Regions from separate parts of the Homo sapiens genome. Here regions 2 and 3 are each linked to region 1. A link is a contact called in ENCODE Hi-C or POLR2A ChIA-PET data. All regions are on one chromosome and are shown on one strand. The core of a region is the stretch at or near the end of the contact, and the rest is flanking DNA. Distances in the headings are between cores, read along the strand shown. Region 1 overlaps PACSIN2 (protein kinase C and casein kinase substrate in neurons 2). Region 2 has its middle 32 kb from the start of A4GALT. Region 3 holds the start of BIK (BCL2 interacting killer).

Region 1 (3,471 bases), core at 971-3,470:
TACACAGGTAAAAACTGAGGTAGTGGTATGTGCTTTGAGGAAATATAAAAAGAGTTAGAAGGTAACAGGCTAGAGTTGGTGGTGGTGGGAGGTGTGGCTAGATTCTCTAAGGGATGCCCCAAATGGTGTGAGGGGGAGCCGGCCATACGCTTGTCTCAGGGAAGAACATTCCTGGCAGAGGGAACAGCATGTGCAAAGGCTCTGAGGCAGGGATGAGCTTATTATGTTGAAGAAACAGAGAGAAGATCCTGTGCTGGGACAGAGAAGGGCCAGCAGGTAAGGGAGAGTAGTTGGGGAATGGGTGGAAGGGCAGGCAGGGGCCGGGTCATGACGGGATTTGCAGTACAGCGGAGGAGTTAGGGTTGAAGTGATGTGATGGTTTAGAGAAGGGAAGTGACATGATTTGAGTATTTACAAATATTGCCCTGAAGAGGCTAGAAACTGGAAGTGAGGATAGGTTTTCTGTTCTCTTTAACGTTGAGTTTCCATGGGAAAACATTAAACGTTTTCATTTTAGCTTTGAAAATTTAGGGTTATTAATACCACCTGTGTTCCTTACAATTGGGGGTTTTGTGACATTTTCTGGGCTGTTTTGGAAGAGAGGGATTGTGTAAGTGAATATACCCTGGTTGTTAACCATAATAATAACAACGTGATCTCTGCATGGCTCTGTTAAATTAAAAAATGTAACTATTAATAGTGTGTGAAATAGTTCTCAGCCTAGCCAGCAGCTGGAAGATTACACATTATGAGAAACTCATCAAGTTTAAACCACATGGGGATTTCTGTGTAGAAATATACCAGTTCCTCCTTCCTTCCTCGCTGTTCCTGTTTCAGGGCAGCCATCGGCTTTGTGGAGCCCTCTGAACCCTGGCTGGTTCCATTGACGCTGACTGTGTTCCTCCACTACCTTCCCATCACCTAAGGTCTCTTCTGTCTCGGACACCTCCTGCCTCTCCCACTCTGCACCTGCCCCATTCCCATCCAAGGTTCACCTTGGTGTCGCTGGCTTGGAAGCCATTTCCTCACTTCCCTGGGTGGAAAGCAGCTACTTCAGTCCTCCAACAATCCCAAGGAGTGGTAGGCAGTGTTAGTTTTGTTTTCTGGATGAGGAAACTAAGGTTCAGGAAGGTTAAGTAACGTGCCCCTGGTTACCCAGCTGGTTTGCAGCAAGGCTGGGATTCATTCATTGCTGCTTCTCACATATCATTGCCTCGTGTAAGCCAGGTGCTGTGCCCAGCCGTGGGATACAACTGTGAACAAGGCAGGTGTGAGTTAGGTGTCTGCCTCCCTCAACACCTTGAGCTGTTTGAGCAGGCAGGCGTCTGGAATAGGCATGCAGTGAACACTGAGCGAATGAATGAGTGAATGAAAGAATTCCTGTCAACATTCTACTCTTGTTGGACTCGGGTTGGCATGCTGCCTCCCTTAGCATCCAGCCTGTCACTCTTCAGAGTCACGCACACGTGACTCACCTCTGCCTTTCCTTGGTGTCTTTTGTTGCCTGTGTCTCATGCAGGAGGCAGCACAGCCTGGTGGCTCAGGGAGGCTCTGGAGCACCTGGTCTGGGTTTGAATCCAAGCTCTGCCCCTTACTAGTTGTGTGACTTGGGCACGTTATTTAAACACTCTTATGCCTCTGTTTCTTCATCTATAAATTTACTTTTGAACTTGAACTGTCAAAAACTTTCATTTTTTAATTCTTAAACTTTCCCACTGACCCAAACCAGATTGAGAAATTGGATAACCAAAACCATGGAGGTATTTTTGCTTTTTATGAGCGTGCCTTTTGTTATTTCAAAATGACCTACTTTCATACTTCCAAATGCATTTTAGAAACATTTTGATTAATTTAAAAGACAATCATTTTCAAAATTAGTTTATTGAATAACTTTTTCCCTTGTTTATGTGGTGTGAACGTGGGTATCCATGTACTTCTTGGGTCAGGATTGAGTGGGTGCCTCATCTGTGCTAGGCTCTGCGTGAGACACGAGGACAGGAGGGTCCAGAGAAGGTCTGAGAGCTGAGACAAAGGTGCTGAGTGTGTCCAGGGCCCAAACCCAGAGGTCCTGGTGCTGCTGCATGTTGTGGCTGTGGAATTGGGGCAGAGAGCACAGGTAGCAGGAAAGTGTGTGAGTTAGGCTGCATGTCACAGAGACCCTCAAAATAATAGTGGCTTAAAGAGAAGTTTATTCCTCTCATCTGCAGAGTCCAGAGGTGGCATGGCTGGTGGGCACACCACACTGTCAGAGACCTAGACTTCCTCTGTCTCGTTTTGTGCATGGCTCTGTTCCCAAGTCACCTCATGGTTCGCGATGAGAAAAGCATGGCATTCATATTTAACACGGCGAACTTTGTGCTAGGATTGGGACACAAAAATAAACTCCATGTGGTTCCTGCCCTCAAGGATCTTAGGTCTCTTGGGAGAGACAGATGCCTGGATGACCGCCCTCCATCTGAGGTTGATTGGAAGGAGCCCTGTGTGAGAGGAACACAGGCAGGCAGGCCAGGCAGCAGAGCTGACATTTGGGAATAAAGGAAGTCTTTATGAAAGAGGTGGCATCTGATCTTGATCTTAAAGAATAATTAGTATCTTGACACTCATCTGGGAGGCTGTTTGAGGGAGAAGGATACTGTGAAGGGAGGTACGAAGACCTGAAAGGGCAGGGCTCTGTTTGGAGCCCCGGGTGGCGGGTCACTCTCCTGCCTTGTCCGAGTTGAAGTAGACCATCATTCTGGAGCAGACGTCACACAATTGGAAAGATGTCCCCAGCTGTGTGATTAGTATGACATCCATTCTAAAAGGTGAACAAAAGAACCTGGAAAGAAACCAGACAGGATCGTTTTGGAGTTCTGAGATACTCATTCTTTTGCCTGTACTTTGGAAGCAGGATCAAGCCATTCGTAGGCACGCCACTCCCACTGAACATTTCACAATCCACTGAGCCCAGTGCTGTCACTGTGTTTCAGTTCTCAGAAGCTATTGACAGCATCTTCAATGAGAAGTCCTGGGACCCAGAGTCAGAGCACTTTTTACTGGTTTTGCAAGATACAAATATTAATTGCTGTTGACTTTCCCTTTAAATTTTAGCCTCTGTATGTGGGCAGGACTTGTAGCATAGATGAGACCTTGTGTTACCAACATTGTAAGTAATTTATGTGATGTGGACGTGCTTGGGAAGCATGGACTTTCTTTATGCTGACTGTGGCTTGTTTCACAGTGAGACCCTGATAATGAGCTCAAGCCCGGACATTGGGGTCCTGGTGAGTATAGTTGCACAGGGCGGCCGTCAGGCCTGGATCTGATGAAGTAGGGAGGATCTTTGCAGCCATGCTCACTGCACATACACACTCTTATAATTACTCGGCTTTAATTCACGTTTATTCTTCCATAATCTCCTGCTTATAGGAGGCTGTCTTAAAACATTTTAAACTCAGAGAACTCTAAGAGCTTGTTGAATCCCACTCTCTT
Region 2 (2,982 bases), core at 69-2,568, 180 kb after region 1:
CTAAATGCTTTGCCAGAGAAAGAACCTTCTCCAAAGCCAAATGTCACCAGAGAGAGGCTTAAAACTCAGCTAGCCAGGCACACGCCCGGGTCAAGAGGGTGACGTGCTGCTGGTGCGTCGCCAGGACCACACCATGGGCAGCCTCCTGAGGAAACATCACCAGCTTCTGAGGCCAGCTTTTACCCGAACACCCAGAAGGGTCCCGTCTTAGCCCATCTGGGCAGGTGTGACAAATACCCCAGGACCAGGAGGCTTCTAAACAACAGACACTTCATTCTCAAAGTCCTAGAGGCCGGAAAGTCCAAAAGTCAAGGCACTGGCAGATTCTGTGTCCCGTTCAGAATTAGTCATTCTATTTATATATTTATTTTTAGGCCAGGCACGGTGGCTCACGCCTGTAATCCCAGCACTTTGGGAGGCCAAGGTGGGCAGATCGCTTGAGCCCGGGAGTTCAAGACCAGCCTGAGTAACATAGTAAGACCTCATCTCCACAAAAAATCAAAAAAATTAGCCAGGCATGGTGGCATGTGCCTGTAGTCCCAGCTACTTGGAAGGCTGAGGCAGGAAGATCACCTGAGCCTGGGAGGTTGAGGCTGCAGTGAGCCATGATTGCAACACTGCACTCTAGCCAGGGCAACAGAGGGAGACCCTGTCTCAAAAAAAATGTAAAGAAAGGCCAGGCGCGGTGGCTCATGCCTGCAATCCCAGCGCTTTGGGTGGCCAAGGTGGGTGGATCACTTGAGGTCAGGATTTCGAGACCAGTCTGGTCAACATGGTGAAACCTTGTCTCTACTAAAAATACAAAAAATTAGCTGGGCACGGTGCCATGTGCCTGTAATCCTAGCTGCTGGGGAGGCTGAGGCAGGAGAATCACTTGAACCCGGGAAGCAGAGGTTGCAGTGAGCTGAGATCGCACCACTGCACTCCAGTCTGTGAGACAGAATGAGATCCCGTCTTTAAAAAAAAAAAAAATGTAAAGAAAAAAAAAACCTGAAAAATCCCCTTCAGTCCAGAACCCCCGAGCCATGCGTCATGGGGCTGTGGCTGATTTTTAATCTGCTGGTCTTGTGCGTTTGCAGAGGGACTTTGCCAGAACTGGAGTAATTTGGTTAAGGCCGAAGCTCAGTGGACACAGACAGCTTGTCCTGGGTCCTGGGAGGGTGACAGGAGGAGGCTGCAGGTTCCCAGAACCACAGCCCTCACAGCTGGAGGGGGATTGGGAGAGACCCCCTCCCTGCACAGCCCCCAGTAACCAGTGTGTCACCCCAAGCCTGGGAGGGAAGGATGATTACTCTTCCTAGTTTACAGACGAGGAAACTGAGGCTCTGAACAGCCCACAGTCTCACAAAGAATGAGCAGCTGAAAGATGCTAACCAGGCCTGTTGGAGTCCACAGCCTCGTCTGCCTCTCGGGACAGGTGCTGCCACTGAACGAGGTGGCTGAGCTGATCCGGGGTGCCCTCTCCCCAATACCTCTTTCCCATGGGTCCCTCGCATGCCAGGAAGCTCCCTTTCCAGAGCCAGCCTTTGGAGTCCGGCAGAGGATCTGCCCAGGTCACTTCCTGGGGACTTGCCTTAGCTGACCCCCCCAGCTGGACAGCAGGGAGGGGGCTTGGGAAATGTCAAGGAGGAGGACCACGGGGTTGGGGGAGCCTTCACGGCGTCCACCCCTCTCCTCACTTCCCCTTCCAGCCTGGCCCTGGCCTTTCCGCCCCTCCTTCTGCTCCCCATGGGCACCCAGGCACAGATGTGGCCTGTTAGTGCTATCCGAGAGCTGTGGGGGATGCCTGTCACCTGTGTCCATGACTCAAGGGATAATTCTAAGTCCTCTCTCAGCTCCCAAAAGGCTGACCCCACCCTGCGCAGCACGGTCCTTTGTCCTGCTTTCCTGGGGGAACCACTTGTAAGTTGATTTGGGAACTCGTCCTAGCTCCAGATTGTTTTGCTTTATTTCAAATAACAGGTCAAGGCAGCTTGAACAGGGGCGTGAAAGGAAGTCAGAGGCAATCCCGGGGCAGCGGCCCTGCAGGGCGGCCCCCCACCCTGAGGTCTCCCACAGACTGGCTAGGTTTCAGGGCCATCTGAGGACACGGCTGGGACAGGCCCCCACCCCTCGTCACCTGGCCTTGCACTGTGTTTCAGCATCTGGGGTGGGGGTGTTCCATGGGCAGATACGAAGTCTCACAGTTTCCTAACAGGAAACGTGGGGCGTGGAGGCCTTCTTCGGGTCCCAGTCCACTGGGGTTAAGAAGAAGGGCTTGGGGCCAGGCACAGTAGTTCATGCTTGTAATCCCAGCACTTTGGGAGGCCAAGGCGGGCAGATCACTTGAGGTCAGGAGTTCAAGACCAGCCTGACCAACATGGTGAAACCATGTCTCTACTAAAATTACAAAAGAAATTAGCCAGGCGTGGCCAGGCGCGGTGGCTCATGCCTGTAATACCAGCACTTTGGGAGGCAGAGGCAGGCGGATCACAAGGTCAGGAGTTCAAGACCAGCACGGCCAACATGGTGAAACCCCATCTCTGTTAAAAATACAAAAATCAGCAGGGCGTAGCCGGGCACGGTGGCTCACGCCTGTAATCCCAGCACTTTGGGAAGCCGAGGCGGGTGGATCACTTGAGGTCAGGGGTTCGAGACCAGCCTGGCCAACATGGTGAAACTGACTCTACTAAAAATACAAAAATTAGCTGGGCATGGTGTCATGCGCCTGTAATCCCAGCACTTTGGGAGGCCTAGGCGGGCAGATCACCTGAGTTCAGGAGTTCGAGACCAGCCTGGCCAACATGGTGAAACCCCGTTTCTATTAAAAGATGAAAATTAGGGCTCTTGGAGGGGAATCAAACACAGGGAGTAGCTCTCCCTCTCCCTGTCCCTGTCCCTGTCCCTCTCCCTCTCCTCATGGTCTCCCTCTCCCCATGGTCTCCCTCTCCCTCTCTTTCCACGGTCTCCCTCTCATGCCGAGCCGAAGCTGGACTATACTGC
Region 3 (3,105 bases), core at 199-2,698, 180 kb before region 1:
ACAAAAAACACCCAAACTGTGCCATTCCTGAGAACTTATTCCAAAGGCGTGCCCAAATTAAGTAGAAATCGGGGTGAGTCTTAACTCCAGGGAGGCTACTAACTTGAGAGGGGCTTTCACCTGGCCAGAAACCTCAGGGATACATTTTGCAGAGTGAACAGAACAAACTGAGGTTCAGAGAGATGGAGTGGCCCTTCCGAGGCCACAGGGCTGGAGAGTGGAAAGAGGTTTTGGCTTGGGTTCCATAAAGGGCCCTTGGCTTCTAGCTAGACAACCCTGGCATTTCTGTGCCTCCTGGGACTGAAATCTCTGTTTCTCCACCTGGAAGATGAGGCCTCCTGCTCCCAGGGGCAGACAGATGTTAAGAACTTCCCGGCGCTAGTGCCCACCAGACTGCGCTCCTCCTAATGCGGGGACATGAGGCTGACACCAATGCTCCCTGGGAAGCTCGGGCTCCCAGACCACAGTAAACACTGCGTTAAAACAGCAACAAAAATGTTACAATAGTAAGAGCTACAACAGTAACATCAACAACCACGTCCTACCCCACGAGTGGCTCATTCTAGCAAAATTGACAATGAAGGGCTTGAAAGCGATCGCATTTAGGAGGCCAGAGCCCAGACGACGACCAGCTCCGAACCCCACAAGCCTTGTCGTGACCGCGCCCCGCAGGCGGGGGGCCCCCTCGCGGGTCACCCGCAGGGGCGCACCTCCAATTTACCAAACAAGGTCGCATGCCCCAGCCGGGCTCTAGTCCCCGCCCAGTCTGGGGCGCACCTGTGCAGGGCGCGTGGGCAAGCGAGGGCGGGCGGCTGCGCGCCGCTCCGTGTGCACGTTCCTGTTCCGGACTTTCTGGGCGTCCCGTTACGAAGCCTTTCCTCGGCCCTTCCTCAGGTGCGCAGCGCCTCCGGGAGCCGGTCCCGGCGGCACCGGGCACGACGCCATCTTCCCTCTTTTAAGGGCACCGGGGCTGTGCGGCCGCGGCCGTGGGCTGGCGTTGCCGCGCTACGGTCTGGCCGGGTCCGCACGACCCCAGAGTTCGGAGCCGGGTGCCCGGAAGCCGCACTGGAGGACTGTGCGGCGGCGATGGGGCGTCCAGCCGTCGCGGCGAGACGCAGAGGGACCACCCCATTGCACAGGCGCGGAGACTGAGGCCCGCAGGGGCCGCGCCTGGCACGATCGCCCGTCGGGGACCTGGAGCCCCGGACAGAGAGGGTACGTTTCGGAGCCGGAGTCCCGAGACGTCGCCCCGCCAGCGACTTGCTGGAGCGGTAAAACCTGGGCACGGCTCCCCACACTTCCAGCCGCTCGGCACCCGGGCCGCGGCCTGGGCGCTAACCGCCGGGCTCGAGCTGGGCGGAGCAGCGGGCGGCAGCAGGGTCGGGGGCACTCACCTGGCGGCGGCGATGCTGGCAGCGTCTGTAAGCCACCCGGGAGGCTTCGTGTCTGCGGCCCGGCTGCCGGCGCGGGACCTAATAGGCCCGGGCGCCCCGCCCCTCCCGCCCCGCCCGGGTCCCGCCCCTCCCCGGGAGCGGCCTCTCGCACCCCGAGCGCGGAATCCCGGACTGGGGTCTGAATGGCATTGGCAACAGAACCGCTACAAGTGCAGCCCGTTGGCTTGTTTACAGCCTCTCTGCCCCCTGCTGTTCTGCAAGCTTGTTTTGTCCCGTGCGTCGCTGTTTCCCCTGCGCCCAGCACGGGCGTGCACTCAGGGGTTTCCATCAATATCGGGGGGATCGATCCATTGACAGAATCTGGCCCTTTACACGGATGGCCTCCGTTCGAGCTCAAAGTACTCCTCGGTGCTTTTTTTCACGATCATTTTACCCACGTGGAAACCGAGGCTCCAAGAGGACGAAATGACTTAAATGACAGCGTGAAGCCAGCGTTCAAAGACGTGTGCTCCTTAGGCTGGCAGCTTTGGGATTTAGGTGTTTTAAAGCCTATTTCACAAATATGAAAACCGAGGTTCACATTTGGTTAGCAGCAGCATCCAGTGATCCATACCCGAAGCCAGGGGGCTGCCCCTCCACTGCCGCCCGTCCGCAGCCTTCCAGCTGCATGACACACCCACTGCCTTCCCCCTCCCGTCGGGGCTCCGGGTCCGCGAGAGGCGGGCGGGACTGGGAGGGATTGGGGGCAGGGGGCTCACGTGCAGACCTGGTGAGACGGACCCCACAGCGCCTGGCGGGGCGAACAGAGAAATCAGAAAGCTTCCAGGCGGGGTGGGCGGGTGGGCAGCCTGCTACGCGGGGATGGGTAGGACCTAACTCCAGCCCTGGGGTATATTGGGGGTGGGAGAAGGCAGAGCGCTCCTGGAATAACAAAGTAACAATTGTCCTGGGCACGGCAAAGCTTGTTTACTTCTGTCTTGATCCCCTCAGAGATTAGGGGAGGGGCAGGGACAGGGGTTCCCCTCCCCCAGCTCTGTCGTTTGCTACCTGTTGGGTACCCTCACTCTGTTCTTCCCACCTCTAGGGTAATTACTTCCCCTTCAATGTTCTCATCTGTGAAATGGACAACAGCACCTACCAAGAGCTGGGCTGTTGGGAGGAACAGAGGAGGTAAAGTGTGATAAAGTCTTCAGAGCCCCTCCCGCCTTCCGGGCTCTGGACCTTCTTTGCTTTTGTGGGGTTTTTTTGTTTGTTTTTGTTTTTGTTTTTTTGAGACAGAGTCTAGCCCTGTTGCCCAGGCTGGAGTGCAGTGGCACAATCTTGGCTCACTGCAACGTCTGTCTCCCAGGTTGAAGCAATCCTCCCGCCTCAGCCCCCCTAGTAGCTGGATTACAGGCGTGTGCCACCATGCCCGGCTAGTTTTTGTATTTTTAGTAGAGACGGGGTTTTGCCATATTGGCCAGGCTGGTCTTGAACTCCTGACACCAGGTGATCCACCGGCCTCGGGCTCCCAAAGTGCTGGGATTACAGGCGTGAGCCACCACTCCCGGCCCTGTAGTCTTTTCTTCTAGGGCCTCCAAACTACATCAACCCCTACAAAGCAGCTCGCCCTGACTGTGGCTAACAGCCACAGAGTGCCTTACAGTCAGGAGCAGGGAACCCTTCATAATGGGGGCTTCCCTCTGAATGCATTTTGCAGATGAAAAAATTG

The links. A loop is a pair of places that touch in the nucleus more often than their neighbours do. ChIA-PET counts read pairs that join two places held with the same protein, here RNA polymerase II (POLR2A). Pooled maps may share reads with other maps.
Region 2: a loop to region 1 is called in a pooled map, with 2.4 times the contacts of the local background. The contact joins two enhancer-like sites. A Hi-C loop is called at or near these places in 4 of 37 single-sample maps with no recorded cell type and 2 of 50 pooled maps. POLR2A ChIA-PET finds 5 or more read pairs at or near these places in 4 of 52 experiments (OCI-LY7, PC-3 and activated naive CD4-positive, alpha-beta T cell).
Region 3: a map with no recorded cell type shows a loop between it and region 1 (2.6-fold over the local background). The contact joins the promoter of BIK here to the enhancer-like site in region 1. A Hi-C loop is called at or near these places in 1 of 168 maps with a recorded cell type or tissue (PC-9), 2 of 37 single-sample maps with no recorded cell type and 2 of 50 pooled maps. POLR2A ChIA-PET finds 5 or more read pairs at or near these places in 2 of 52 experiments (A673 and activated T-cell).

Annotation. Positions count from the first base shown.
Region 1 is chr22:42,928,945-42,932,415 of GRCh38, reverse strand. All of the region lies in intron 1 of PACSIN2 (protein kinase C and casein kinase substrate in neurons 2), which reads left to right. Among named protein-coding and RNA genes, the nearest start is that of ARFGAP3, 73 kb to the right of the region's middle. RefSeq lists a silencer at 1,530-1,609. Within about 2 kb of position 2,220, at least 23 of the 41 ENCODE cell types and tissues checked have a DNase peak (open chromatin) inside an H3K27ac peak, as active enhancers do.
Region 2 is chr22:42,751,194-42,754,175 of GRCh38, reverse strand. No RefSeq gene overlaps it. Among named protein-coding and RNA genes, the nearest start is that of A4GALT, 32 kb to the right of the region's middle. Within about 2 kb of position 1,318, at least 13 of the 41 ENCODE cell types and tissues checked have a DNase peak (open chromatin) inside an H3K27ac peak, as active enhancers do.
Region 3 is chr22:43,109,093-43,112,197 of GRCh38, reverse strand. BIK (BCL2 interacting killer) reads right to left here and starts at 1,448. Exons shown (of 5, transcript NM_001197.5): 1 at 1,395-1,448. RefSeq lists silencers at 579-798, 1,329-1,498 and an enhancer at 823-1,381.